Linked DNA regions of Mus musculus: regions 1, 2, 4, 5, 6 and 7 are each linked to region 3. A link is a loop called in an ENCODE intact Hi-C map of the cell type or tissue named here. Cell type or tissue: left cerebral cortex. All regions are shown on one strand. Region 1 overlaps 4931419H13Rik (RIKEN cDNA 4931419H13 gene). Region 2 overlaps Smad9 (SMAD family member 9). Region 3 holds the start of Exosc8 (exosome component 8). Region 4 holds the start of Rfxap (regulatory factor X-associated protein). Region 5 has its middle 8.0 kb from the start of Rfxap. Region 6 overlaps 4931419H13Rik (RIKEN cDNA 4931419H13 gene). Region 7 overlaps 4931419H13Rik (RIKEN cDNA 4931419H13 gene).

The links. Peaks named below come from ENCODE experiments on the same cell type or tissue, not always from the same donor. Only the 100,000 strongest peaks of a DNase experiment are listed, where the experiment ranks them.
Region 1: it touches region 3 in a loop (2.6-fold over the local background); 10 of 42 quality-filtered maps call a loop at or near these places.
Region 2: a loop joins it to region 3, with 4 times the contacts of the local background. A loop is called at or near these places in 15 of 42 quality-filtered maps.
Region 4: it touches region 3 in a loop (4-fold over the local background); 16 of 42 quality-filtered maps call a loop at or near these places.
Region 5: a loop joins it to region 3, with 7 times the contacts of the local background. A loop is called at or near these places in 12 of 42 quality-filtered maps.
Region 6: a loop joins it to region 3, with 2.7 times the contacts of the local background. A loop is called at or near these places in 8 of 42 quality-filtered maps.
Region 7: it touches region 3 in a loop (2.1-fold over the local background); 3 of 42 quality-filtered maps call a loop at or near these places.

What each region holds. Positions count from the first base shown.
Region 1 is chr3:55,070,393-55,074,392 of GRCm38, forward strand. The region is part of intron 6 of 4931419H13Rik (RIKEN cDNA 4931419H13 gene); the gene reads left to right. Among named protein-coding and RNA genes, the nearest start is that of 4931419H13Rik, 17 kb to the left of the region's middle. In left cerebral cortex, no CTCF peak of the experiment used is centred here; no DNase peak of the experiment used is centred here.
Region 2 is chr3:54,793,756-54,797,755 of GRCm38, forward strand. Smad9 (SMAD family member 9) reads left to right here. Exons shown (of 6, transcript NM_019483.5): 5 at 477-733; 6 at 3,603-4,000. The coding sequence ends at 3,746. Among named protein-coding and RNA genes, the nearest start is that of Rfxap, 12 kb to the right of the region's middle. In left cerebral cortex, CTCF peaks have their summits at 201 (motif pointing right), 2,248 (motif pointing right) and 3,644 (motif pointing left); DNase peaks (open chromatin) are centred at 2,239 and 3,649.
Region 3 is chr3:54,733,743-54,737,742 of GRCm38, forward strand. Exosc8 (exosome component 8) reads right to left here and starts at 1,622. Exons shown (of 11, transcript NM_027148.3): 1 at 1,266-1,622; 2 at 554-590; 3 at 361-424. The coding sequence starts at 1,282. It overlaps Alg5 (asparagine-linked glycosylation 5 (dolichyl-phosphate beta-glucosyltransferase)), which reads left to right and starts at 1,797. Exons shown (of 10, transcript NM_025442.3): 1 at 1,797-1,907. The coding sequence starts at 1,842. In left cerebral cortex, a CTCF peak has its summit at 1,678; DNase peaks (open chromatin) are centred at 725, 1,039, 1,346, 1,692 and 1 more place; H3K4me3 peaks cover 2,492 bases; H3K27ac peaks cover 1,792 bases.
Region 4 is chr3:54,805,260-54,809,259 of GRCm38, forward strand. It overlaps Rfxap (regulatory factor X-associated protein), which reads right to left and starts at 2,532. Exons shown (of 3, transcript NM_133231.2): 1 at 1,940-2,532; 2 at 101-208. The coding sequence starts at 2,416. In left cerebral cortex, CTCF peaks have their summits at 3,752 and 3,985; DNase peaks (open chromatin) are centred at 2,164, 2,627 and 2,822; H3K4me3 peaks cover 2,858 bases; H3K27ac peaks cover 1,565 bases.
Region 5 is chr3:54,813,741-54,817,740 of GRCm38, forward strand. No RefSeq gene overlaps it. Among named protein-coding and RNA genes, the nearest start is that of Rfxap, 8.0 kb to the left of the region's middle. In left cerebral cortex, CTCF peaks have their summits at 76 and 1,773; DNase peaks (open chromatin) are centred at 79 and 1,761.
Region 6 is chr3:55,062,327-55,066,326 of GRCm38, forward strand. It overlaps 4931419H13Rik (RIKEN cDNA 4931419H13 gene), which reads left to right. Exons shown (of 8, transcript NR_040593.1): 6 at 1,352-1,510. Among named protein-coding and RNA genes, the nearest start is that of 4931419H13Rik, 9.1 kb to the left of the region's middle. In left cerebral cortex, a CTCF peak has its summit at 2,286 (motif pointing left); DNase peaks (open chromatin) are centred at 1,291 and 2,290.
Region 7 is chr3:55,078,588-55,082,587 of GRCm38, forward strand. The region is part of intron 6 of 4931419H13Rik (RIKEN cDNA 4931419H13 gene); the gene reads left to right. Among named protein-coding and RNA genes, the nearest start is that of 4931419H13Rik, 25 kb to the left of the region's middle. In left cerebral cortex, a CTCF peak has its summit at 1,706 (motif pointing right); a DNase peak (open chromatin) is centred at 1,706.

The DNA.
Region 1 (4,000 bases), 340 kb after region 3:
CACCACCACCAGTAACAAAATAACAGAAATCAATAATCATTGGTAATTCATACCTTTCAATATCTATGATCTCAAATAAATAAAAAGACACAGACTAAAAGAATGGATAAGAAAATAGGATCCATCTTTCTGATGTATCCAAGAAACAAACCTTAACACCAAAGACAGACATTGCACCAGAGTAAAAGGATGGGGAAAATGTTCCAAGCAAATGGATCTAGAAGCAAGCTGGTATTGCCATTTTAAAATCTGAAAGAAAAAAAAAAGATATCAGACCAAAACTAATCAGAAGAGAGAAGAAAGGCACTCATTAAAGAAAAATCCATCAAGAGGACATTTCTGTTCTTAACATCTATGCCCCAAACACAAGGGCACCCACTTTTAAGAAACACATCTACAGCTTAAATCACATATTGACACTCACATGCAAATAATGGGAGACTTCAATACCCAACTCTCACCAATAGATCATCTAGCCAAAAACAAAACAGAGAAATGCTGGAGCTAACCAATGTTATAAAACAAATGGGCCTGACAAATATCTACAGAACATTTCACTCAAATACAAAAGAATATACATTCTTCTCAGCACCACATGGAACTTTCTTCAAAACTGGTCACATACCTAGACACAAAAGCAAGTCTCAACATAAAAAAGAAAATTGAAGTTGCCCGGCATTCTATCAGACCACCATGGATAAAGCTGGATAGATATCAACAGGAACAACAGAAAACTTACAAACTCATGAAAACTGAACAACTCACTACTGAATAAAAAATGAGCCAAGATAGAAATTAAAGACTTGCTATAATTGAATGAAAATTAATGCACACAACATAGCCAAATTTATGGGACACATGATAGCCATTCTCAGAGGCAAGATCATAACACTAAGTGCTTATGTAAAAAAACTGGAGAGATATCTATCATATTAGCATTCCACAGATCACCTGAAAGCTCTTGAAGAAAAAAAAAAATGAAATCACACTCCAAAGAAGTAGATGGCAAAAAATTATCAAACTCAGGGCTAAGATCAATAAAATAGAAACAACAACAACAAAAAAGATACAAAGAATCCAAAAAACAAAGAGTGGAATCTTTGAGAAAAGCAATAAGATCGACAAACCTTATCCAAATAAACTAAAAGACACACAAAGATAGAGGATATGCAAATTAACAAACTCAGAATTGAAAGGGAAACAGGACAGACATAGAGGAAATATAATCATAAGGAAATACTTCAAAAACCTGTACTTCTACCAAATTGGAAAACCTGGAAAAAAAATGGTCTTGATAGGTATCACTCACCACAGTTAAATCAAGATCAGATAAGTAATCTAAATAGACCTATAACCCTTAGTAAAATAGAGGCAGTCATTAAAAGTCTCCCAACTGAAAAATACCCAGGGCTAGATAGTTTTAGCAAAGAATTCTACCAGACTTTCAGAGAAGAATTGATGTCAATATTCCTCAATTATTCCACAAGACCGGAAGAGAAGGTACATCACTTAATTCATTTTGCAGAACCACACTTACCCTGATACCCAAACTACATAAAGACCCAACAAAGAATTACAGGCCAATTTTCCCCCATGAACATCAGTGCAAAAATACTCAATAAAATACTTGTAAACCGAATCCAAGGACATAACAAATAGGTCATCCACCAAAATCAAGTAGGCTGTATCAAGAGATGCTGTGATGGTTCAATCTAAGAAAATCCATCAGTGTAATCCACTATATAAATAAACTGAAAGAAAAAAAAAAACATGATCATCTCATCAGATGCAGAAACAGTACAGACAAAATCCAACACTCTTACATGATAAAAGCCCTTGAGAGATTAGGGATACAAATTACATACTTTAACATAATCATGGCAGTTTACTGCAAGCCCAGAGCCAATAACAATTTAAATGGAGACAAATTCAAAACAATTCCACTGAAATCAGGAATAACATTGTCTACTCTCTTCTTGCCTATTCAGCACAGTACTTGAAGTCTTAGCTAAGGCAACTAAACAACCGAAGAAGATCAAGGGGATACAGATTGTAAAGGCAGAAGTCTAACTACCTTTGTTTGCAGATGATATGATAGTATATACAACTGGTCCTAAAAGTCTCACCAAAAAACTCCTACAGCTGATAGACACTTTCAACAAAGTAGCTGCATAGAAAATTAACTCACAAAAACCAGTAGTCCTATATACAAATGACAGAGGGACTAAAAAAGAAAACAGGGAAACAATGCCTTTCACAATAGCCCCAAATAATATAAAATATCTTAGAGTAACTAACCAAGCAAGTGAAAGACTTGTATGATAAAAACTTAGAGTCTTTGAAGGAAGAATTTGAAGAAGGCTTCGGAAGATGGAAAGATCTCCTAGGCTCACGGATCAGAAGAATTAGCATGGTAAAAATGGCCATCCTAGCAATCTGTAAATTCAATGCAATCCCTATAAAATTCCAAAATAATTCTTCACAGATCTTGAAAGGACAATTCTCAACACACACAAAAACAAAAACAAAACAAAACAAAAAAAAACCCACAAAGCCTAGAATCACTAAAACCATCCTGAACAATAAACACTCCTGGAGGTATCACAATTCTCCAATTTCACGTTGTACTGTAAAGCTATAGTAATAAAAATAGGATGGCATAAAACCCGACTTGATGTTGATCGGTGAACTCAGATTGAAGACCCAGATGTAATTCCACAAACCTATGGTTACCTTATTTTTGATCAATAAGCCAGAAACACTCCGTGAAGGAAAAAAAGCATCTTCATCAAACGGTGCTGGTCAAACAGCTGCATGCAGGAGCATCCAAATAGATCCATACTTATCACCCACACAGAACTCAACTCCAGATGGATCAAAGACCTCAACATAAAACCAGACACAGTGAACCAAATGGAAGAGAAAGTGGGGGGATGAGTTCAAGTGGGCTTGTACTCATCAGCACAGGAAAAGGTCTTTCTTCTAAACAGAGCACCACTAGCACGGGCACTGAGATCAACAATTAGTAAATGGGACCTCATGATATTAAAAAGCGTCTGTAAGGCAAAGGACACTGTCATTTGAACAAAACAACACTCCACACAATGGGAAAATATTTTTAACAAATTTGCATTGATAGGAAACTAATATCATACACACACACACACACACACACACACATATATACATATACATTAACTCAAGGTCTCCTTGCTGCTCATATCAGAGAGTCCTCTCTAGTCAGGACATAAGTTCTGTCTGGATCAACATCCCTCTCTAACCCCAAACATTAGCAGCAAAGAAATTCTAAGATCCTTTCTCTGCCCTTCACCTCTCTGACCCCTGACCTTTGCCTGTAGGAAACATAGACTTTCTGTGATGCTTAGAACATTTTGTGATTAAAAAAAAAAAAAAAAAACCAAAAAACTTTTTTGTTAACTTATTTTGTTATGCTCAGTGGAAGAGAATAGAGGGGTTTGTGTTCATCTGTTTGTTTGTTTGTTTCCTGTTAAAGGATACCTTTCAAAAGCAAGAAGTCTTAAAGCTGGAGAGATGCCTCAGTGGTTAAGGGCACTGGCTACTCTCCCAGAGGGCCAAGGTTTGGTTTGCTGCACCCACATGGTGGTTTATATCCATCTATAACTCCAGTTCCAGGGAAATCTGAGGGTCTCTTCTGGACTCCTTGGGTACTGCCCGCATATTTATGAATACATAATACAAGTAAAAACTTTTTGAAATAAGAAATATTTTTAAATTAACATTGTATTCAATATAATCTCTATAACTAAATTCATACTAACCAGTCCAGGTAATCATTGACTAATTTATCTCTTTTATCAGCACCTATTATGTTTATGTATCCAAAAAGTTTTGTATACAGTTTTCATTTAGAGAGTGGAAATTAGCTCACATTTATATCAGCATTTATATCATCATATTAAATCAGCATGTATAATGTTTTAGAATACTACCTTTCTTTAATATGCTTTAGTGCAAGTCC
Region 2 (4,000 bases), 60 kb after region 3:
TGGAAGCTAATTTTGAAATGAGTGAGATCAAAAGTGAGGGAAGCAGTCATAAGTGAGAGGCTATGGACTTGTTCTTGAGAATGGCCATTTATCTGGATCATGGTTTTTTACCCCTTATTTTATGTTTATGGGTGTTTTGCCTGTTTTTATGTCTGCTCGAGTACCGTGTGTATGTAGTACCCATGGAGGCCAGAAGAGGGCGACAGATACTACGAAACTGGAATTACAGATGGTTGTTAGCTTCCGTTTGGGTGCTGGGAGCTGGGCAATTTCTCCAGCTGTCAAGGTTGGATTTTTAATGGGTTGGTAGGAAAAGTCAAAGAAAACAAGTAGGGTATTCAGGGCACACGCACCTTCTCTTCTATGGCCAGGGGTTATGTAGGAGTTAACCTGACAGTAGCAGGTCCCGTTGCATAAGGTACTTGGAGCCATTGAAAAGGAAGCAGAGAAGGAAGAACATGGTTTTGTGCCTACAGGTGTGCATTTGTACTACGTTGGGGGCGAGGTGTATGCGGAGTGCGTGAGCGACAGCAGCATCTTTGTCCAGAGCCGGAACTGCAACTACCAGCACGGCTTCCACCCGGCCACCGTCTGCAAGATCCCCAGCGGCTGCAGCCTCAAGGTCTTCAACAACCAGCTCTTCGCCCAGCTGCTCGCCCAGTCCGTGCACCACGGCTTTGAAGTGGTGTATGAGCTGACGAAGATGTGCACGATTCGGATGAGCTTTGTGAAGGTGAGGGTGTTGGCTTTGGGGTTCTAACATGGAAAATGGGAAGAAAGGACAGCACGCTCTTGGCTCGGCTTGGCATTTGCTCAGCCAGTTCACGTGGATAACAGATTCGTTTTTTTCTTTCTAAAAAAATGTATTGAATCTTGTCTTCTTTTAAAAATTATTTAGTCCAACTTCCACTGCCCATATATTCCTGCATGTAGGGTCACCCAAGGGAACTAGAGTAGATGAGGTCAGCCTACCAGGGGAAACACCCTTTTATAAAACTGGCTCTCCCTAAAACCCATCAACTGTCGTCAGTTAGGGGGAGGGATTTATGAACCTTCTTCCCACTCTATATTAGAATACTGACTGGCTCTCTAGTACCTCTCATATGTGTGTGTGTGTGTGTGTGTGTGTGTGTGTGTGTGTGTGTATCAGGCAAACTAGAAACTCACAGAGATCCACCTGCATTCTGGAATTAAAGGTGTGTACCACTACAGCAAACAACATCAAACCTTTGGGGAAAATGTTATTAAGTTTATAGGAAGGTAGAGATATAAACTGAAAACTATATGAAGTTTTATTAAGTGGCAGAGTGGTTGTTTTTGGTGTGAGGATGCAGGCATCGGGATGATAATAATGGACAGGATTGAATGCTGCAGAGATGTCCCATCCCTCTCTCAGCCACCAGGCACTGCTGTCCCCCAGTGAAAGAATAAGCTCTTCCTCTCAGCTGGGGAAGCTGCCAGGCAAATGTAGGGAATAAATGTATAGATAAATTACAGAAGAAGAGAACTGTCTCTACTCTAAGACAGCACTAATCAGTCTTGGCACAAAGTGGGGTGGAAACCTTGAGGTAGTTGTGAATGATTCAAGGGACTCACCCTGATACTTAAAAATCTGGACTTGTTCATCAGACTCTGTGCTGTATATAACAGTTTTCACAAACCCTACTCGGGAGAGGGATGGCTTTCTTCACAGCTCTTACATTTTCCTCTACATTTATTTTTATTTCATGTGTATGGGTGTTTTGTTCGCATGTATGTGCACCACATGCATGCAGTGCCTAAAACTACCAGAAGAGGGCATCGGTTCCCCTGGAACTGTAGTTACAGATGGTTGTGAGCTGTCATGTGGGTGCTGGGACCACGGGTCCTCTGCAAGGACAGCCAGGGCTGTTAACTGCTGAGCCGTCTCTCCAGTCCCATTTCCCTTTTTAAAAGCTGGGGATGAAACCCAGGGCTTCATGAAGTGAGTTAGTTAAGTGTGGTCTCCTGAGCTACATTCCTAGCCATTCAAAGTTAGTTACCTTGATCAATGAATGTTCTATTTTTCTGTACCCAAATTATATTTTATGATATTGATAATTTTAATCATTATTTTTAAAAACAAGAATAAATATGTATAGTTTACAATTTAAAGATGCCTTTTTAAAGACACCTTTCTGGTGAGGACAAAACTACTTTATCTTTTGACATACAAAGCAGAAAGAAAATCCCTGGAAAATTTCCAGGTGCACTGTTGCCTTGTGGCCAGTAGGGGGCACTACCTTGCAGTTAGTGAACTGTCCTTTAAGTGGGAAAGTTGTTTTCCCCAGGTCTTTTTTTGTTTTTATTTTAATAAGGATGAGCTGTTGGTATCTCACAGGTAATTACTGCAATACAAGCATGCGTGGTCATGTGATCATTTCCCAACATAACTCAGTGTTTCCCAGATACACAATAAATGTACAGAGCTACAAAATGTAATTAAAGGACACAGGCTGCTACTGCTGTTATGGGGCTTCCCCGACCCCGCGTCCTACCCCCTCCTCCCTGTGACAGTAGGGAAGAAACTCAGGTCCTCGCACGGGCTAGGCAAGCACTTTAGCACCGAGATTCAATGCCAATCCTGCAAGGACAGAAACAAAATAAAAACTGTCAATGATTATTTTCTTTCAAGTGACTAGACACTGGTGGTGACCATTGTAAGTGAAAGGCCAGACCATCTTTAAGGTCTTTGTCAGCTCTGAGTTTACTGGCTACAGCTCTCCCTCTTTTAGCCACTCAACAACTATTTACTGAGCAGCTGCCAGGAGCGGCTGTGGGTGCTGGGATGAGGGACTGTTGGTAATTCCCAGACCTTGGCCTTATGAAACCAGTGAACTGGTAGCAAGACAGGCAGTAAGCAACAAGTGAGGTGAACGGGTAAAGGAAAGGAGAGAGGGTACAGGCAGGGGAGGCATTAGTGACGCAGGGTGTGCCCCAGAGGCCTGGATGACCGGGGTCCTCCGTGCAGAAAGCAGTAGAGTCTGAGAGAAAAGCAAACTCCACCTACTACCATCCATGTATCTCTATCTATCTATTAATCAATCAATCAATCAATATCTATCTTATCTATCTATCATCTATCTATCTATCTATCTATCTATCTATCTATCTATCATATATCTGTCATTTTAGTAGCTGTCTCTCTAATCAATGGGGAAAAGTGGGAAATTTCTGAGGGAGCCTGAGACAGAAAAGAAATAAGCTCTAAGCTCTGACATTGCACTCTCAAAGTCAACTACTGATTCTTGCCACTTTGCAATCTCCGGTCTTTAATGACAGACACAGGCTTCCGCATGAAGAGTAGGACATGAGGTTGAGTCTCTTTCCCTGTAATGCGGAGATGGCTTGCCAGCTTCTCCATGTGGTCTGTAGAGCCCCAGGCACCACTAAATAGGTGTCCAGGTGTAAATGAGCTAACAGAGCCCACCCTGCCTGACCTGGGCCACTCAGAGGAGGAGGCATCTGTTCCCTAGAGGCACCGACTTCTCACAGGGAGCCTGGAACCCTGCATTCCCGTGCTCTGCCTGGTGGCACCTGGCAAAAAGCCGCACTTCAGTCTGGGCTCTGTTCTTCCCCTGCAGGGCTGGGGAGCAGAGTATCATCGCCAGGATGTCACGAGCACCCCCTGCTGGATCGAGATCCATCTTCATGGACCGCTGCAGTGGTTGGATAAGGTGCTCACTCAGATGGGCTCCCCACACAACCCTATCTCTTCAGTGTCTTAAGTCACGTCGTCAGCCACGTTGCCACAGAACAGACTCGGGCAGGGGCTTCCATCGTGGCAACCGCAGCTAATGCAGGGTTCCGGATGCAGATGTAAATACACGTGTAACGCATCCGAGTCACGTTTATATCACCGTTTGTTTTGTGCTACCTACTTAACCTGGGGCCAGTGCGGTGTGGTCGAAGAAGCGTGGTTTCTCTCTGATGGGAGCCAAGTCTTCTGTGAGAGGGAAACAGCACGTGAGGGCGTCGGCAG
Region 3 (4,000 bases):
AACTTGGTATTCATAAAAAATTTTAAAAAGAAAAAAAAAAAGAAAATAACCACAAAGTTTCCTACAAAGTAGTTTAAATCTTTTTGTTTGCCTCTGAAACTCCCCCCACCCCCACCCACCCACCCCCTGAAACTTTTGACCGGTTCAGGTCAGTGACTTGAAAATGATATTACTACTTAACGTTTTTTCATCTTTTTCTTCGGTCTCCCAATTTGAACTAAAGTTTAGATCAACTACAAGGTTGGTGTGATGATAAAAATCTCTTAACATCACCCGATTGCGTTAGACATAGTAGAGCTGGCTGAAAAACTACGTGACACCAAGGATGTCCCACCCAACTAAAAGGAAGTTTATCTTCACCTATGTTGACAGTTGTGGCTCTGAATTCACCAAGTTCTCTTCCATCAGGACGGCAGTTTTCCTTCTAAATGTTTATAAGGAAACGGGTCATAGATGTATTTCGGGTACGCAGCATTAAGCCTCATTCATTTAAATGAACCGAAGCTTGGTGTTTTTACCCACAGCTCTAACGTACAAAACCACCTTCACTCACCAGAAATCTCCTGTAATACTCCAGCGGCTCCACAGTTCTGAAACAATGTTTAAAACGTGTCTCAGTCAGTGCGTCCTAAAGCAGAAACCCAGAACTTGAGAGTGTGGTGTCTGAGGCGTGATCTCGACAGGCTCAGGCGTTTGAAACTGTGTGGCCCGTATTTATAAAAGCCACACAGCAGCAACCGGTTTCCAGCGGTGACCTTAACTGTGCCATAGTCAGGAGGAACAGAGGCCCTTGGCACACCCAGAAGAGGGTCAACCTGGGTGTCAGTCACATCACTCGTGCTCTGAAGCAGGGACCTTAGCGTGACTTCGCGCCGTTATAAACCACACTCGCCAGCATCCACAACTTTACCACGGAAGAGTGTATTGTACATACGTTTGGCCTCCTCGCCGACCCGCGGCCACAAGTGACTGCAGGTAGGTACGGTGCACGCACCGCAGACGCGAGTTTGCAGGCTGCACGCGTGGGCGGCTCCGGGTTTAACCAGAGCGCGCCCAACGCTTTCCCAGTCCCTTCCGAGGGCGGCCCTGCGTGGAGAGCGGCGTGGCCCTCGGCTAAGAGGTCCGGGCCGTCCTGGATGCAGTGTCCCTCAGCGCCTCGAGTGGGCAGAGCCCTCCCGCGGCCCCGCGAGTCCTCGGGGGGGCCCCCACCCGCCGCCGCGCGCCACACCCGCACCCGGGCCCTCTTTGCGCGCGCCGCCACTCACTTGAACCCAGCCGCCATTTTTCCGGCCCGCTCTGCGCCTGCGCAGCCCTCCGCGCCTGCGCCCTCCGGTCGCCAGGCGTGCCTCCAGCCCAGGGCACTCGGAGGGATCCTGGGTTAGGGAAGTGCAGCTACCGTGTTCCTGCGCCCGAGGCATTAACGCCAGCTCCGGCCACCCCGAGCGTCCCGCTAGTCGCCAATCTCGCGGGGTCCCACGGGCCCGCGCGCTTGTGCACGAACACACTCCCACACACACGCAGGCGCACGAGATGAAAAGGGGGTGACCCTAAAACCCTCCACGGCGCCGGGCATCCTTAGATGGCTGCTCTGCACGGCGCGAGGGGTGAAGCCAGTGCACAGGTCCAGGGCTTTGACTTGCCGCACTCGGTGACCGGCCTGCAGTCCTCGGCGGAGCCGCGCGGGGGCGCTGCGGGGAGGCCTCGGCTTTCCTGCCGTGGCGGGGCACGGCCAGGCGGGGGCGCTGCGGGCGGCGGGCGAGGGCTAGGCCGGCCTCTCCTGCGGGGCCGGCTGGGGCGGGGCGCGGCGCCGCACCGCGCTTCCGCAAGTGTGGAGCTGCGGGATGGCTACGCTGCTACTGCAGCTGCTGGGGCTCGGCGTGGCGCTGGCGGCTGCCGCGCTCATTCTGGTGAGACCGTGGTGGAGTCCGGTGCTCCGGGTGTCCCTTCCGCGCTTCCCTCGCGTGCTTGGCTCCCTTGGCCTCAGATTCCCTGAAATCCTTTGAACCTTTGTTCCCCTTTGGAACCCTATTTGAGTGCCCAGAGCCTCCGCCCAGCTTTTCGGGGCTCCTGCTTCTGAACCCCCGCCTGTCACCCCTCCACGCCACTCCCCAGTCTTCTTCCTGGGGCTCCCATATGCACTGCAGCTGGAAAGAGCGGCCGATCCATAAGGCTAGGGACGATGGGTCAGCAAAAGATAGGCCCAGACGGCGTTCTATTCATTTTGGCCAGGGGTCTTTTTGTTTTGTTTTGGGTTTTTTTGCTTGAGAATCAGGCACCTTAGCGTTTTCTTTGCCATTCCTGTAGAAACGTGGCAGACCCCTTCTGATTATGTAGAAGAGGACATATTTGCCAACTAAACTCTGCCACATAGTTTGAAAAGGAGCCTGTAACTCATTCAGAAAGCAGATTCTGAAAAGCTTGCCTGTATTGAGACAGGTGGCCAGAAAGGCCTCTGCCACCTAGCCAATGTACATGTGCACATGCACAGTCTTGGAGTGGTGTAGCCAGATGACTGTCGCTGTGTGTCCGGTGAAGCCAGGCGCCCTCTCTCACTAAAATGCCTTCTTTAAAGGCTTGGAACAAATCTGAACTTTGTTGGCCACGTTCCGGGTTGTGGCCACTTTACTTTGAATCCTTTATACAGACTTAGCTGACTGTGTGTGCACGATGAGGCTGTGTGGACTGTACTAGATCCCACTGGCTTGAACGAGTAGAGGTACCCTTTATTTTACTGCAAGCATGTTGCACTTGGTGTGCAGTGCGTTGCATCTTGAAGCCTACTTTCCATCTGCCTGTTGGCATTCTTTCTCTCCGCCCACTTTTTTTTTTTTTTTTTTTTTTTTTTTTTGAGACAGGGTTTCTCTGTATAACTCTGGCTATCCTGGAACTCACTTTGTAGACCAGGCTGGCCTCGAACTCAGAAATCCGCCTGCCTCCCGAGTGCTGGGATTAAAGGCGTGCGCCACCATGCTCGGCCTCCGCCCACTTTTGAAAATAAATTTAAAACAATTCCAAATAACATTTCATCTCTAAATCATCTGCATTTATTTCTATAAGGACTTCCTTCTAAAACTTTACTGTAATAAGTTAATTCCAACCGTCTTTAAAACCTGTTATTTCTGTGTTTCCAAATACCCTGTCAATTTAAATACTCGGAGTTTGCCAGTATGGAGTTTGCCAGTGTGGATTTTTTTTTTGGTTTTGGTTTTGGTTTTTTTTCGAGATAGGGTTTCTCTGTGTAGCCCTGGCTGTCCTGGAACTCACTCTGTAGACCAAGCTGGCCTCGAACTCAGAAATTTGCCTGCCTCTGCCTTCCAAGTGCTGGGATTAAAGGTGCACACCACCACACCTGGCGCCAGTATGGATTTCACAGACGCCTTCCTAAGCATCTTTAACTTGCCCTCCACATTTCTTGTAGGATCTTGAGATTTAATTAAGTTCACGTGTGTCTTTTTGATGGGCTTTGGAGTGTTTTGTTTTGTTTTTTTTTAAATGAAAAGTCCTCAGGTACCCAATCACCAGAAACACTTTCACATATGAAAGCACACATTTTTTAAAAATGATGAGATGTTTCCCCTGACATCTTAAGAGGGTGGCCAGTTTTACTTTTGCGTTATTACAGACGTAAATTTTTCTGTCTTCATTCAGTGTAGTGATTATTCTTTCGATGCTGAAGTTTCTTTTTCACAGGTCTGAGAAATGCCTTCAAGTGACTCACCTACTTGTCCTCAAGTGACCCCCTGTACCTGTTCCCTTTCATGCAGCCCTCGTGGGTACAGATGGAATTTGCTTTCTCTATGATATGCTGTGTTAATAATACACCTTCCCACCCCAGACCTGGATTAATAGTTTTCTTAGGAGAATCGATTGCTCTTTGGAAAACTGAATTCAGAAGTCACAATCTGGACAGTAGAGCACGCCGCCATACTGTGTTTTTATTTTTATTATTTTTAAGTGTGTATGTGTGTATGCGTAAGTTTAGAAGCCAGAGAGACTTTGG
Region 4 (4,000 bases), 72 kb after region 3:
TTCATTGTGTCCAGTGACACAATGCAGTTCTGGAAAAACAGTTCCACTGAAAACAAGCGGTTTTCACTAACAGATCTACAACCACTCAACAAGCACTTACCAGTCTTTTCTGATTTAACACTTGCTCTAGAAGAGTAGGTCTTGCAGGGCGATCACCAAAGGATCCTGTTCTCTGTTTGACAATGGAGAGTATGTTGTCTGTGCTTTCCTGGGATCAAAGATAAACATTTAATACGGTGTTGTAATCCACAACAGCAGGTATTTCAGTGATAATGAACATCTCTCTCTTTGATCTTTCTCCTTTTTTAGGTTCAGGTTCTGTGGAACTTTAGGAAGGCCTGTAGATAAGTCACAGGTACTGGCAGTCATTTCTAAGTAAATGCCCTCCTCCCTGCAGGCACCCTCCTCCCTGCAGGCTTCCCAATCTAGGATCTGCAGTCTCTTGCAAGGTCTCAAACTGAAGCTATTTGGGCAGAGGGGAAGTTTAAATACCTGTGGCCTGTTTTCACTGTTGCAAGAGAATGACAAGTGACACCGAAATCTCACACGGAGCAATCTTTAGTCCAAACAGTCTGCCTGCTTTTGGACAAAATAAATTAACTCAGAGGCAATCTACTGCTAATGAGATACTGGATTCATACCTGATTCACACCCACAAGAAGAGAGAGGCAGTAAAATACTGGTTACAGAAGCAAACAGCTTTCAGAGTAAACTGGGTGGAAGGGGCTAGAAATCACAGCTAAGAGGCCACCACTACAGAGCCAACAGGCAAATTCTGCAACAGCAACCTGTCCCCGAGACACTGAATCCCATTTCAAATTAGTAATGCTTAATCCCATATATGAATGAATCTAAACACTGAACTTCTCCTCACATAAAAGAATGCTGCTGAAGTTAAGTGAAACACTCTGCCTCTGGGAAAGCTTTGGCCTTTTATCTACTGGCTTCCGAGTTGTCTATTAAAACATCCGCGTCGCACCTTTATCGTGAGATGCTTAGCAAACTTTTGTTATAAGAAGGTTTCCATACATACATGTTTTAGGTCTCAAAATATTAAAAACTCTAAAAGAGGATTCTAGTATCACAAAAGCGAAGATTTTTTTCTTCTTCTAACTCTCCCCAGTTACCCTATTTATAGGACCGCTTCCTTTACATACACAGTACATGGAATGCTATAGCTGACTTGACTGTAGAGAACCTTATGTCTTCACAACTCCAGGCCTTGCACTGTGTAGGTAGGATAATGCTAATACCACAAAAATCAGACGTTTATAGTAGCAATAATTTTGAGTCATCTAGGCCAAACTTCCACAAATGTTAGAAGTTCCCCTTCAAAAGGAACTTCTGTGGTAAGGAGTCTTTCTACTTTTTACGGGTTTTGTTTTGTTTTTTAAACAGCTCTAATACTTAGGTGGACTTTGCTGGGTCTGAGCTGAAATGCACACCACTTATAATTTTCACCTAACCAAAATAAATCCGAAGAAACACTAATTGGGCATTATCTTAAGGGCAAAAGACGAGGGAGCCGAGACTTAAGGGAGATGAATAATGGACCTAAATACAGACAGCTAGCAGCAGAAGCCCAATTGCAGGGCACTGGCGTCTCTCTTCCAAGCTTGACTTGAATCAAGCAACCGAGCAACGCCCATGTGTGCTGTAAGTTACTACCCCACTGTCAATCCAACTTTTCTCAGGGGCCAGGGAGTCTAAGAAAAAAAAACAAAGTCACCAAAGTTACAGAAAACCAACAGGGTGTGTCAATGTGCCGGATGCCTCGGGGTAGACACTGGGAAGGGTTTACTAAGGAGAGGTGTAGATCACCTCCAAAGTGCCCATGTCAGCTGGAGCAGAGGATGAGCCCTTGGGGAGACCCTGAGTGTGTACCAAGTAGGTTGGCACCCATCTGCCCTGGCCCCGGGGCCCCGAGGAGCAAGCATACCTCCAGTTTGACGTTGCCTGTGCTGGCCGCGGACGGGCCGCCAGAGCCCAGTGCCTGGTCGCTCTTCTTCTTCTTGTACTTGTCCTTGTACATCTTGTTGCGGTGCTTCTTGCACATCCAGGGCTTGCGCTGCTTGGCCACCTGGCTGGTGGTCTCGCGGCAGCCCTCGTACGTGCAGGTCTTGGAGCCTCGCCTGCGCGCTGCGCCGCCACCCTCCGCGTCCTCGTCCTCCAGCTCCTCCGGGCTGGCCGCACTCTCGCCGCCGCCCGCCGGGTCCGATGTGTCCAGCAGGTCGGCGTCGTCGTCCCCCGCCTCGTCCTCGGCGTCTGCCGCCGCCTCACTCCCCGCCAGGCCCGGCCTCAGAGCGCCGTCCGCCTCGGCCTCGTCCTGCCGCATCACCAGCACCGTCACCGGAGGGGCCGTCCGGGGACTGGCGGTGCTCGGCCCCGAGCCCTCGGGCACAGCCTGCGCCTCCGTGCTGCCGCCCGAGCCCGGGTCCGCCACCGCGGCCCGTCAGCTCTTGAGAAACACAACCGTACTCGACAAGCGGCAGCCCGCCGCACGTCCCGGAGCCGAACCGCCAGCACTGCACTGCGCGTGCGCCGTAGCGGTCCGCGAGCCTCTGCTTGGGAACGGCGAGAGGGGCGGGGTTGAGCAGGTGCGAGACAGAACCGACTGCGCCTGCGCGGCGGCCATCCGCAAGCGATTCCTAGGTGCAGGCTGACCAAGAACCCGGCTGACAGCCGGTCGTGGTGGCGCATGCCTTTAATCCCAGCACTCGGGAGGCAGAGGCAGGCAAATTTCTGAGTTCGAGGCCAGCCTGGTCTACAAAGTGAGTTCCAGGACAGCCAGGGCTACACAGAGAAACCCTGTCTCCTTCCAGGCGGGGCGGAGCGGCTGACAGAAGTCCCGATTGCGCATGCGCAGCTGTCCTCCGCTCGCCTGGCGCTCACCAGTTGGAAAGACTGGAGAATGGAGACTGGAGGACGGCCAGGAGACACTTTCTGCCTGGACCCATCCTCCCTGACGGGTTCAAAACGCGTCTCTCCTGGAACGTCTCTGGATAGATTAGGTTCCCGAGAGGCCTGAAGAGGAGTTTGAAACAACTCGAGGAGGAAACGGTTTATTTGGCTAATGCATCCCAGTCAAGTCCCATGGGGACATGGAGGAAAGCTTGCTCACAAGCTCTGGTTCGCCTTAGGGTTTCTACCCAGTGCGGACGCTCCTGCCTTTTCTGACATTCCCAGTAATGAGATTGTTGACTCATGTGACAGTTCTGTTTTTATTTTCCCCACAAGCTGCTCTCTGTCTTCCATAGTGGGTGCTCGGGTTGGCGTTCACACTAGCAGTGTAGGAGAGGTCCCTTTTCCCGTATTCCCCCAACCCCCGCCAGTGCTCGATAGATATCTTATCTCTGATAATAACCGTTTCATCTGGGATGAGATAGATAACACTGTTCTTCAGGATTAGGGATGTATATTACATACACCTGTTGGTCTTTGCATGCTTTCCTTTGTGAACCAACTACATCGCCCATTTCAATAGGATTATTAGGTTATTATTATTGTTATTACTTATTTTTATTACGTTTGTTTGAATTCTTTTCTTTCTTTTTTGTTTGTTTTTGTTTTTTTGAGACAGACAGGGTTTCTCTGTATAGCCCTGGCTGTGCTGGAACTCACTCTGTAGACCAGGCTGGCCTCGAACTCAGAAATCCACTCAGAAATCCACCTGCCTCTGCCTTCCCAGTGCTGGGATTAAAGGCGTGCGCCACCACGCCCAGCCTTTGTTTGAATTCTTTATTTGTTTGTTTATTTATTTATTATATGCAAGTACACTGTAGCTGTCCTCAGACACTCCAGAAGAGGGAGTCAGATCTCCTTACGGATGGTTGTGAGCCACTATGTGGTACCTTTGGAAGAGCCGTCGGGTGCTCTTACCCACTGAGCCATCTCACCAGCAGACATTCTGATGTTAACTACTCATCAAATGTAGCTTGCAAACATTCTCTCCCATCTTCGACACGGTGGGAAGCATGGCAGTGTCCATGGTGCTGGAGAA
Region 5 (4,000 bases), 80 kb after region 3:
AAATGCTGGCAAGCATGTCTCGAGTTTGCTTAAAAGCATGCAGCCTGTGAGTGTCAAATGTTCGCCATACCATCCAAATGGGGGCAGTATATTTCTGCATTAGTTTTGCTCAAGCTATCCTTATGCTAGATGCTAGCTAGATTATGCTGCAGAGCTGAAAAATCTGTAGGTCCTCCGTGACCAGGCATTTTCCTGTACAGTTCCTAACATTCTTAAAGTGCTCCTCTTCAAAGTGACAGTATTAAGAGGTGGGCCTGTGGGAGGTGATGGAGTAATATGGGAGTTCTTGGGACTACTATAAAGTCCTGAAAATAGTTATTTCAGGGCCTGGGGAGATAGCTCATTTGATGAAGGGCTTACAATATGCACCTGAAGGTCTGAGCTCCTATCTTTAGCACTCCTGTTAAAAGCTGGGTTTGACCTGTGTCCGTTACCCCACTGCTCTGGGTGCAGGGACAGATGGAGTCATTGAGTTCCCTCTAGCCTCCATGAATTCCAGGTTCAGTGAGAGACCTCTGGCCAACACACACACACACACACACACACACACACACACACACACACCCTCACATGTACGCACACATACCACCACACACCACCCAGAGATCCATAGCCATACAGGTTGCAGACGCAGTCCTTGATCCCTCTGTCTTTTGTGGATCTAGCAAGAAGGCAGCCTTTTGTGTGTTAGGGAAGAGGCTTCCACTAAGCAAGCTACTGGGGGCTTGAGCTGAGACTTCTCAGTCTCCAGAACTGTGAAGAACACAAAGTTATTGCTTGGTTATAAATCATCTATAGGGCAGTACCCTCTTACAGCAGACTAAACAGGCTGGCAAAGCTACTTTAAAAACATTACGTTTATTGATAAAGCCATGAGATTTCTTTTTTTTCTATAATAAGACTGATGCCCTTCCCTTAAAAGGCAGACTAAACAAGGCTTTTCAATGAAGAGATGGGGCCCTCACCGTCTCTCTCCAGCCTTAGCAGGAGGAGAGAACACAGGATCTGATTGAAAAATGGGAAGTGGTACAAAGTGGGGGCATTATGCGCGATGACGCTTGCCAAAAATGTGCAGCGCGAGTGTGATTAATTCTTTAGAACTCACTTCCTGTTTACAGGGACACAAGAGAGGGAAATACTAAACCCCAGGATGTGGAAGCAATCAGTAAAATTCCCAATGTGGATTCTAAAAGACAGATGGGAGTAGATAACCATCATGAATTTTCAAAGGTGTATTAATCCCATTTGGTTACAGAAGAGATTGTCCTTAAGTTTATAAGACTGACGACTAACAACTTGAGAGTGACTTGTTATGATGACTGCATTTGACTGAGTTGATGTAGCTGACACACACACGCACACACACACATATCAAGCAGTGATGATTTACAAGTGCTAAATCTAGGCGCATATGTACTCATTGATATGTTTTTTAAAAAACATTTTTAGGCATTTGAAAATATATGTATTAATAAAAGCACAAGTTAAAATAACTATACAGTATGAAGGAGGACTTTATCAACTATTCTTGAAAGATATATTTTATCATCTTTGTATTTTAATAATTTGATTCTTTTTTCATTGGTTAAACTTAAAATCATATAGGTTCATAGTGTGAATGAAATTCCCTTTTGTTTATTTAATTTTAAAGATCTATTTTTTAATTTTACGTGTGTTTGTCTGAATGTTTGCCTGGTGTCTGTAGAGGTCAGGAGAGGGCACCAGATCCCCTGAGACCCCCTGAGACTGGACTTATAGATGGTTGTGAGCCACCATGTGGACGAAGGAGGAATCACACTTGGGTCCTCCGGAACAACAAATAGTGAACCATTTCTCTAGTCCCTGTAACATTAAAATAATAATAATAATTAAATTTAAAATGATTTTTAAAAGAAGAAACAAATATCTGTGCTCAGACTACTTCTTCCTTCTCATATAGCAAAGAATTCTGGCCCAGGGAGTGCTACTACTCACACTGAGTGGGCCTTTGTCAATCCTTCAATTCACCAAAGGAAAAACGAGTTCCACCATTTGAGTCAAACTGAAGAAAGCCTTTAATTAAACACTGACCAGGCCGGGCATTGGTCAGGGCCACTCCCTGGAATTCCCAGCTGAGCGGTGACAAGACATGTGTTGTAGCGGATATTTAATGATAAAGCCACATGGCCACCATATATTCCCATGTGGCTTGGCTGCTGTTTTCCAAGAACTATAACTCCCAGCATCCTGGGGAATTACCTGGTCCTTGAGCAGGAGGGCCTTACAGGTTAACTTCTGAGAGTTAAACCTTCCCTCTCAATGAACATAATCAAGAAAATCCCTTGTAGACATACCTAGAGGCCGTCTAGATCTCATCAAGTTGACACTTGAGATTAACCATCGCAGCTTCACCCCTTGTCAACTTGACATCCAGATACATGAATTTAAATCACGATATTCTGTCTCTTCTCCCCAGAGTGCCACATTCTGACAATACGAAATACAACCCAACTTCTGAAGTCCTCATAGTCTTTAACAATTCCAACAGGCTAAAAATCCATGGGATTAGTCTGAGATTCATGGCTACGTCTTAGCTATCCCCACCTCTAAAATATAAACCAATTTACATCCTTCCACCATGAAATAAAGAATAAACTCTTCTATCCCCCAAATGGGAGGATTGGGGTACAGCAAGGACTGTTTGGACCCCAAGTTAAATGTAGCCAGGGAAACACCAAGTCCTGCCGCTTTGTGTCCAGCATCTGGAGCTTTTGATGAAGTAGTGGGCCTCCAAGGCTGTGGGTAGCTTTGCTTCCCAGCTCTGCTGCCTGGAGTGCATGTAGCTTCTCTCTATGCCAGTTCTACTCCAGGCCTGAACCTTCCCTTGGTAGCCGCTCCATAGATGTATCACCTCCAATTCTCCCCTTGCAGAAACTTCAGTTCTGATGCACATTCATGGCCTTAGCTGTTCTCTGAAACTGCAGCAGGACTTTGGATCACATTACTCCATCAATTTTGCATCTTTGATGCCTACAAATCAGTACCTTTTGGACAGCACTGGCAAGCTGAGCTGCCAGCTTGCTATGGCCTGGCTCGCAGTGGTTTTAGTGTCTGTGTGTTGATCCCAAGGAGATGTTCTCCTAGGCAGCTGACTCTGAGAAGCTGGGGGACCACTCAGCTAAGGCTTTCTCCCTTCAAATGAATTTGGGTCTTACACAAGATGGAGCCTCTCATAGGTGGTGTTTCCCTCAGGACTCTTCTCAGAGAGATTAAAAACTCTACACAGAAAAATGGAGTTTGGGATGTGTGAGTGTGTGTACATATGTATGTGTATATGCATGCATATATGTGTGTAGAGATAATCTCTTGTGCACTGTGTAAAAACATTCACCTGTCAATAAAATGCTGACTGGCCAATGAACTGAGGCAGTATTAGAAGGTGGGACATCCAGCAGAGAGAGAGAGAGAGATTTGATGATGGGATTGAGTAAGGCACTGGGAGATTTGCCTGGGTGTAGAGGAAAACTGTCTCATGAAACTGAGGACCAGGTAATCAGCCACATGGCAGGACATAGAATAGCATAAATGCAATAATAAAATTATGAGCTACTTGGAGAGCAGGCCCTAGTTTATGGCCTAAGCATCTATTCATAAATATAATTAAATTGCAGATGCATTATTTTGGGGAATTTACATGCAGATGGAAAGGGCTGTACGTATGTTTTTATGTGTGTGTGTGTGTGTGCATATGTTACATGTATGTATGTATGTGTGTATAGTATGTATGTATGTGTGTGTTTCTGAATAAGGAAACACAACAATCAGCTATGAGTTTTAGAAATGAATGAATAAAAGAATGGAGATATCACTTAGTTGCCTAGCATCTGCAATCTCTATAACAAGGAAGAAGAATATATTATAAGGATGCAAGATGGAATGTGAGACAATCCACTGTTTCCCCCATGGACTCTCTTGATAATGAACTATTTAATGCTTTCCTGGACCTAAGCCCTTTCTGGAA
Region 6 (4,000 bases), 330 kb after region 3:
TCTTCCTATGGGGTTGCGATTCCCTTCAGCTCCTTCAGTCCTTCCCCTAACTCTTCCATTGGGGTCTGCTGGCTCAGCCTGATGGTTGGCTGTGAGTATCTGCATCTGTATTAGTCAGGTGCTGGTAGAATCTCTCAGGGAACAGCCATACCAGGCTCCTGTCGGCAAGCGTTTCTTGGCATCAGAAATAGTGTCTGGGTTTGGTGTCTGAGGATGAATCCCTAGGAGGGGCGGTCTCTGGATGACTTCTCCTGTCTCTGTTCCATTTTCTGTCCCTGTCTTTACATATTTGAATTACGAATCTAGAAGTGAAGACTTTGCTTTACCGGGATAATAGATGCTAGGCGGCTGCAGCTGAAAATTCAGCCATGATTAACAAGAGACCAGCGTCATTTAATTGAAATCTTCCTCAGGGTCAGCTTGCAGAAGCTGTGGTCCAGTCGAGTGTGGGGACAAGGCTGTGCATGCAGCACACGGGCAGCAGAGCTTGGCAAATGATATGCCCCATGTGGTGCTGACATTAGCATCATGAGGGCCGCAAGACTGAATGGGTCACAGAGAGAAGCTGACACTTGCCGTCATGTGGCAGGGTTGGAATCTCTGAAGAGGCCAAAAGAGGCCATTGGTGAAGGGGTAGCCTCAGCTGCAGTGGAGGCCCCAGCATGTTAAACTCTAGAACCATGGGGTGACCATCCAGGACGGGGGCAGGGGCAGAGCGGAGGCAGCCTAAGCCTACTAGACAAGCTGCATGCTGTGAGTGGCAGAGGTGGGGAAGTGGAAATGTCCAAGCCCTTTGGAGCCAGAAGACCATAAGCAAGCCCCTGATCACTGGGTTATTTACATTGTTGGATTTTGCTTTTGCTTTGATTTCTGGTTGTGGCCGTGCACTGGTTCTTGCCTCTGAGTTGCTCGGCTTGGTTTAGAGACACCCAAAGCTAAGAGGCTTGTTTGTATTCTAAAAGAGTCACTGAACTTTTAAATCACTGGAAATTTAAACGCGTGTACGGTGTTTTCTGTTACGATAGATGTGAGATCCTGGGTACAAACAAGAAAGGAAAGGCTGTGGTTCTCTAGTGATGTGTCTGTGTGTCACATTGATAAGGGGATAAGTCACTGTCTTGAATATTCAGTGACTGTTCCTGTTTCTTCTTCTGAGAACTGTCTGTTCGATTCATTTTCCCATTTTTTGGCTGACATGCGTTTTTGGTGTGTATAATTTTCGCAGTCCTTCACATAGTCTAGATACCAATCTCCTCTCTGTAGATAAGATCTTTAATTAGCTTCCAGCTGACACCCACGGTGAGGAGCCAGGGAGGGATGGGCACTGAGCTCCCTCTTTCCATCTACGCAGCTCAGGAGCCAGCCAGGGGCGGGCGCTGTACACAGCAGGGAAGTCTTCCCACCTCAATCAATACAACCAAGACACTGTCCCACAAGCATACCCAGAGCCCCACCTCCCAGGCGATTCTAGATGCTGACAACGTGACAGTCGACACTGTCCATCACAGAGGTAAAAGTAGACTAATATGTTTCAAATATGTTTGCCTAGCGCTGTTACGATAAAATAAGTATTAGCAGGTAGATGACATTTTAGAATAGAACAAACAAACACACAAACATAAACTAGTCAATAGCTTCCTGTGTAGATTTCAGGATCCACCCTGATGTTCAAAGGGTCCTCTTTTGGATACATTTCTTTAAATCAAGGGCAGACTCTTTCTCCACCCTGAAGTTCTTCTTTCTGGCATAATTCTATGGATATAGTAGGCACTCAATTAATGTTTGTTCATTAAAGGAATTAGTAACAAGATGTAAATTATTCTTGGCATATCCTTATACTTCTTATTTATTTACCAATCTAATCATTTATTTCGGTTCTTTCTATTTTTTTTCTTTTTCAAGGTCTTATGTAGTTGAGGCTGACCTGGAACTTACTGTGTAGCTCAGGTTGCCCTTGAACTTGGCTCCTCCTCTCTCTGCATCCCTAGTGCTATGATTTCAGGCAAGCACCATCATGGCCCGCTCAGAAACACACTTCTAAATTATCCAAAGCCTGTCTGCAAGGATATTAAGCCCCCTAAACACTGTTGTCATTGGTAATTCTCTGGACCAGATACTTCCAAAGCTGTGTCACCTAGCTACAGACCCCCTTATCTGATGACTCTTTCCCTTTGTGCTGGGGTCCCCAGTCCATTATCTCCAGCAGGTCTCTGGGCTAGAAAGACTTCCTGCCTCAGCAGGCAAACTGATCAGGGTCCCACCCTCCTTGTACTGTGTGCTACCGCCACCTGGTGGTCAGACCTTTTTGTCCCTGCCCTGCCTGCTGACCTCACTCCAATTACCCATTGCTGAAAGAGAAGCAGCCCAGCTATTTACATCAATTTCTCTAAGCAGGTATACCACCCCATGTTATTATACACTTTCTGTTGCTGTTTAAATACAAATGTCACGCATCAAAAATTTCTTAGGGCAGAAATCTAGGACACTCTGAATCCATTTCTTTAAATCATGCCCTATATATAGGTAAGAAAACAACGTGGGTTCAGGCGTCCATCAAATTTAGTTCCTACTAATCCTAGCTACATGGGAGGTTTCAAAGCCTGAGCTAACAAATTTAAGTCAGAGAAACCCATCTCAGAAAACTACTGTGGTGAAGCCATTGAAAAAGGCACGTGACACAAATCTCTGCTCTCCTCCACAGGCACCCACAAGGGTGAGCACACAAACACTTACATACATGCAGATGTGCACACACACAAATTATCCAGGAAAATAGAGTGTAATACAGTAGAAATGTTTGGTAATCATGAATTTTTATAATTCATCCATATAAAATTATATACAGAAAAATGGCCTAGAACTATTCCTAATACTTTAGGGGATAAATTACGAGATGTGTGTTGCATTTATATGAGAAGAAATAAAAGTGACCATGAAATATTAAATAGTTAAATATTCACCCTGGTATTATTTAATAATACTGAGGTTTGTTAGGCTTATTATAATTTCTAAACCTCCTCCAATAAAAATGCTAATTGCTTAATAAGAGTAGCCAGAGCCACACAGAGAGGCCCTGTCTTGAAAAACCATAAAAGTGGGGGAGGGGGGGGAGTGGTGGAGAGAAGACAAAGAAAAAGGAAAAGTTATTTAAGAATTAAATTATGGGGAGTGAAGAGATGATCTAGTGGTTAAATGCCTGTGATGCTCTTACAGTGGACCTGATTTCACTTCCCAGCACCCTGTGCAGGAGGCTCACAACCACCTATAACTCCAGCTCCAGGGGATCTAACACCTTCTTCTGGCCTGTGTGGGTACCTGCACACACCCACACAGACAGACCACTCACACACACACACACACACACACACACACACACACAGAGGGGGGAGAGAGAGAGAGAAAGGGAGAAAGACAGACACAGAGACACAGAGAGAGACATAGACAGACAGAGACAGAGAGACAGAGACACAGAGAGAGAGAGACAGAGAGAGAGAAACAGAGAGAGGTAGGATGAGATGAACCACTGGGGCATCTGGAGGGATAAAGTCAGCTGAGACTGCACTGTCCAGTACAGTAATGACTGGCCGTGTGGGACTGCCGAGCATGGGATGCAGAGCGCCCTGAAGAGCTGTGTATTTTATTTAACTTATCTCATAGCTATGTATGCAGTATGTAGTATGTTTCTCTGCATGTGATCACTCAGCATAGGTAGTCACCATTCTAGAGCAGGATTGAAATACTTCCGGTTGAGCCCAATCACAGCCCACTAAGGCAGTTCTGTTATTGTAGATATAAATGCATGGATCTGGGGACAGGTTTTCCCCTAAATTATTCTTTTCCTGTAATTTATGTTAAGTGTGCGACATAAACCACCTGCTCTGTAATTTCTTTGGGGAACAATGAAGGTGACTCACGCTGGAAGCTAGTGAGCTAGAGAGGGGACTCTAGCGGCATTTTGCTGTTCCAGCCCTCTGGGAAAACAGGCTGCGGATTTATTTAC
Region 7 (4,000 bases), 340 kb after region 3:
ACTGAGGACCAGATTATACTATCAATTTTACTGCCATCTCCACTGTATCCTAAAACGTCCAGAATTCCATTACTTTGATCACGTATCAAATAAGCTTTAGCTACTGAATAAAACATTAAGAAAAATCATAGGTAAACTTTGCTGTTTTAAAATCATGATTCTGGTTTCTTTGTATATTTAACATGAAGTAGTCCAGGAGCAAGGTCTGTGGTCAGAGACTCATTTCAGTGATGTAGCACACACAGGAAAACAATAAACTATTCCACCCCCCTACACGGAACTATCTCAATTGCATTTGGTTACATTTGGTATTAAGGCTTCAGAGTTAAAATGGAAGCCTCAGAAAAGTTATGATACTTGAAAAGTCAGATCCTCATTAAAATGGTGATTGTGGGATTCTATTGCCACTACTCCCTCCATGCTGGTTCTTACTGAAGGGAGAAGAGTAAAGTAATGATGAGAGTCTCTGACTTTGCGAACACACACATACACACATGTGCGCGAGTGCATGCACGCGCGCGCGCACACACACACACACACACACACACACACGTGCACACATGCTTGGATTTATAATCCTCATACTTTCTGCAGCATCCAGGAAACCCCCAAGTCTCAAGGGTATTTTCAGATTTGTTATATTATACGGAAAAGAATTTAAAGCCATTGGAAGCTTCCGAAGTCGACATCATCCTGCATCTTTGCAAACGCTAACGTCACGCATTCCTTAGTTATATCACAACATCTACAAAAACATTAATGTGAGCAGCTTCCAACCAAGCCCAGCGCTTGACACTTTAGAAAGTTGTTAATGAGCATGCGGTCCTGTACAAGTCAGTGTTTAAAACAATTATATTCCTACGGTTTTATATCTGAAAATAATTAGTAGGGATTATTTTCCTTATTCCACAACCACGGTATTAATTAGCAAATACCAGCTGTCTATTTGGCCTCTTCCATCCTCTCCTTCTCCAGCCCACACCATTTCCAACACCCACCCCTTTACCTCCTTGCTTATCTCTATGCTCCACCCTTTTAGAGCTGCCCTCGTCTTTTCCAACTGATTCAGCTGCCATTGGTTTAAAACTGCCGGTACATTGCAACGGAAGTTTGGTATCTGTGTTAGGGCTTAAGTGGCGGTCAAGTGATACTTTTCTTGCTCCAAGAATATACTCTTTGATATTTCTCACTTATCCCTGCTTGTTATTTCTTCCCATGGTCGAGCACAGCTGGGCTGTGAACAGGTGGTATCGGAGTGAGCAATGCGCAAAGCCACTCAGCCCCAAGCATCTTTTGAACACGGTTCATCCTGATCTTGCAGGCTGTGGAACAGGACCATTTATTTATTTATTTATTTATTTATTTATTTATTTATTTATTTATGGAAGATCAAGTACAGACATCAGAATTGCTTCTTTGGTTCTAACTAGTAAGACTTCTAGGAAACTATCCAGCCAAGAAAGAATTTCTACTCTTTGGTTCTAACTAAGTAAGACTTCTAGAAAACTATCCAGCCAAGAAGGAATTTCTACACAAGCAGTTCCTGCCGTTTTTCTTTCCTGGAATCCTTGCGTGCCATTATGAAGCTATGAAAACCATTTGTGCATAGAAGAAGCAATCAGATCTGGGGACCTGATAACAGGAAGACTAAGGAGGGTTTTAAGCCCTGAACAGGACCGAAGTGAAGCAACTTACCACAAGAGGGCAACAGAGAGCTACTGCCGCATGGGTGTTAACTGTGTGCCATTTCCCAGGGGTGTTCACGGGCTAGATGGGTCTGTCCATGGAAAACTGTATTAGACTGTCTTTTTCCAAACTCTTGGATTGTGTATAAGCCCCTCAAAGTTCTGATGATACTTGCGATGAAGGGACTAACTTCATTTTCTCAGACGAATTAACCATGTTTTCCTTTGCCTTGTGAAACACTTCAGTGACTTGAGCCTTCTGTGGGAGTCTGTTCATTTATTTCTGTAGCACCAGAGACTGAATGTTGAGCCTCGCACTTGTAGGTAATTGGTTTACAACTGCGTTACATCTAGCCTACCATGGTGTATTCTTAACAATAACTGTAGGTGGACATTGAGAATAGCTTATATGATAAAGGCTGCTGAACAGGGAGGGAGTCTGTGGTATTTCTAAGACTGTCTCTGGGCTATCTGACCTCTCCTCAGGCTCCATCCCTCTGTAGCAGGATGGGGAAAGCTTTAAAAACACACCGCTGGAAGCTGGCTGAGTTGGCTTAACCCAAGGCCCCAGCAAAGGCGCTCCCTTAGACATGGCTGGGAACTGCAGTGGCTTTCCAGCTGCAGATAGGAAAGGGCTGTGCCACAGCTCACCTGAGTTTGCCATCCTGGCCAGGACAAGAAGCATCTTAGTGAATTCACAAGAAAGTTCTCAGAGAGATCCAGGAAATGAAGCCACCACACCCAGAATTCAGAAATCCCTATGTCTCTGGTTGCCTGGAAAGGCCTGAAATAAATAAGACTCCATACATGTCAGAAGGGCCCAGAGAGACAGCTATAGGCACATCTCTTGGGGAACACACAGCAAGAGAAGCCAAGGCCCACATGCTGTGGCTAATAAGGACACAAGAAATTCTTTTTGGTCCAGGCAATTATTGCTTATATAGACAGGAAGAGAAAGAGAGAGCCAATAGTTCTTAGTCCCTAGATTCTTCTTATGGCACACGCCTAAAAGTATAACCATGAGACACAAGTGTTGGCAACAGAAGTCATGACAGTCTCATGACAGCCTGTCCCCAGAGGAGATGGGGAGACAGGCCTCAGATGTCAGCGTTGAGAGGTTCCTACCTCCTCACTCACTGGGATACTGTAATTGTACCAAGGTTCAACCCTCCGAGCAGAGGTGTGTGTGTGTGTATGTTCGCTAAACGTAGGGACATTAAACTTAGAAACAAACAAGAAAGTAACTTAGGAAATCTCCCAAGCATTTGAGAATGTAAGAATTAATGCCCTTTCTAAACAATCCATGGGTCAAGGAAGTCACACAAGAAGTTAGTACTTTACCTAAATTAAGACAAAAATATAGGCTACCAAAATGTATAGATGGCCAAAGCACCACTAACGGGTACACTTCCAGCTTCAGACGCCTGTGTTGGTAGGGTTTCTTTCTATGTTAAGGAACTAGAAACCATTAAGCAAGCCATGTGGTTTGAATGAGTAATGTCTTCCATAGGCTCGGGTGGCTTAATACGTGGTGCCCAGGGTGGTGTTATTTGTGGAGGTTCCAGAACCTTTAGGAGGTAGAACTTAGCTGGAGGAAATAGGTCACTGGCGGCAGGCTTTGAATGTCCATAGCCTCACCCCAGTTCCAGTTTGATCTCTTTGCTTCTTGCATGATGAGATGTGACCAGCCAGCTCCCTGATCCAGCCATATCTGCCCTACCAGTCATTACGGAATGCCTGCCTAGAACTGTTAAGAGAAAATAAATTATTTCTTCCATAAGTTGATTTTGACCATGGTAGTTTGTCACAGTAACAGGAAGGTAGTTGATGCAAAAAATTAATGCCAAAGTAGCTTAATAAATGAAATGATAAAGGGTTTATTCTTATATTCTAGGAGTTACGATCACTGTGTAGAATAAACTTCAGTGACTGGGGAACAGAGAGCCCTGAATGCGCTGTTAGACTTACATTCAGTAGATCTTCCATACAGAACCCATCACATTCAATGGTAAAAAGATGGTCCTCTCAGCAAATGATTCTTGAATATCCACATGGAAATGTGTTGATTCTTGCCTCGCATCATTATTAAGACCTAAACATGGATTACAGATCCAAATATAGAAGCGAAAACGATAACAACAAAATGTGAGAGGAAAATCTTAGCACAGGAGTAGAGCTGTTGCTAGGCAGCCTGATGCTGTATCTATCTGGCCTAGTACAGGTTAACCGGAGACCAATAAAGGTGGAGATGAGACTGCAAAGCCAGGCGGTGAGCCCCCAGTGACAGCCACAGGCTAATCATGCCTTTTGTGGGC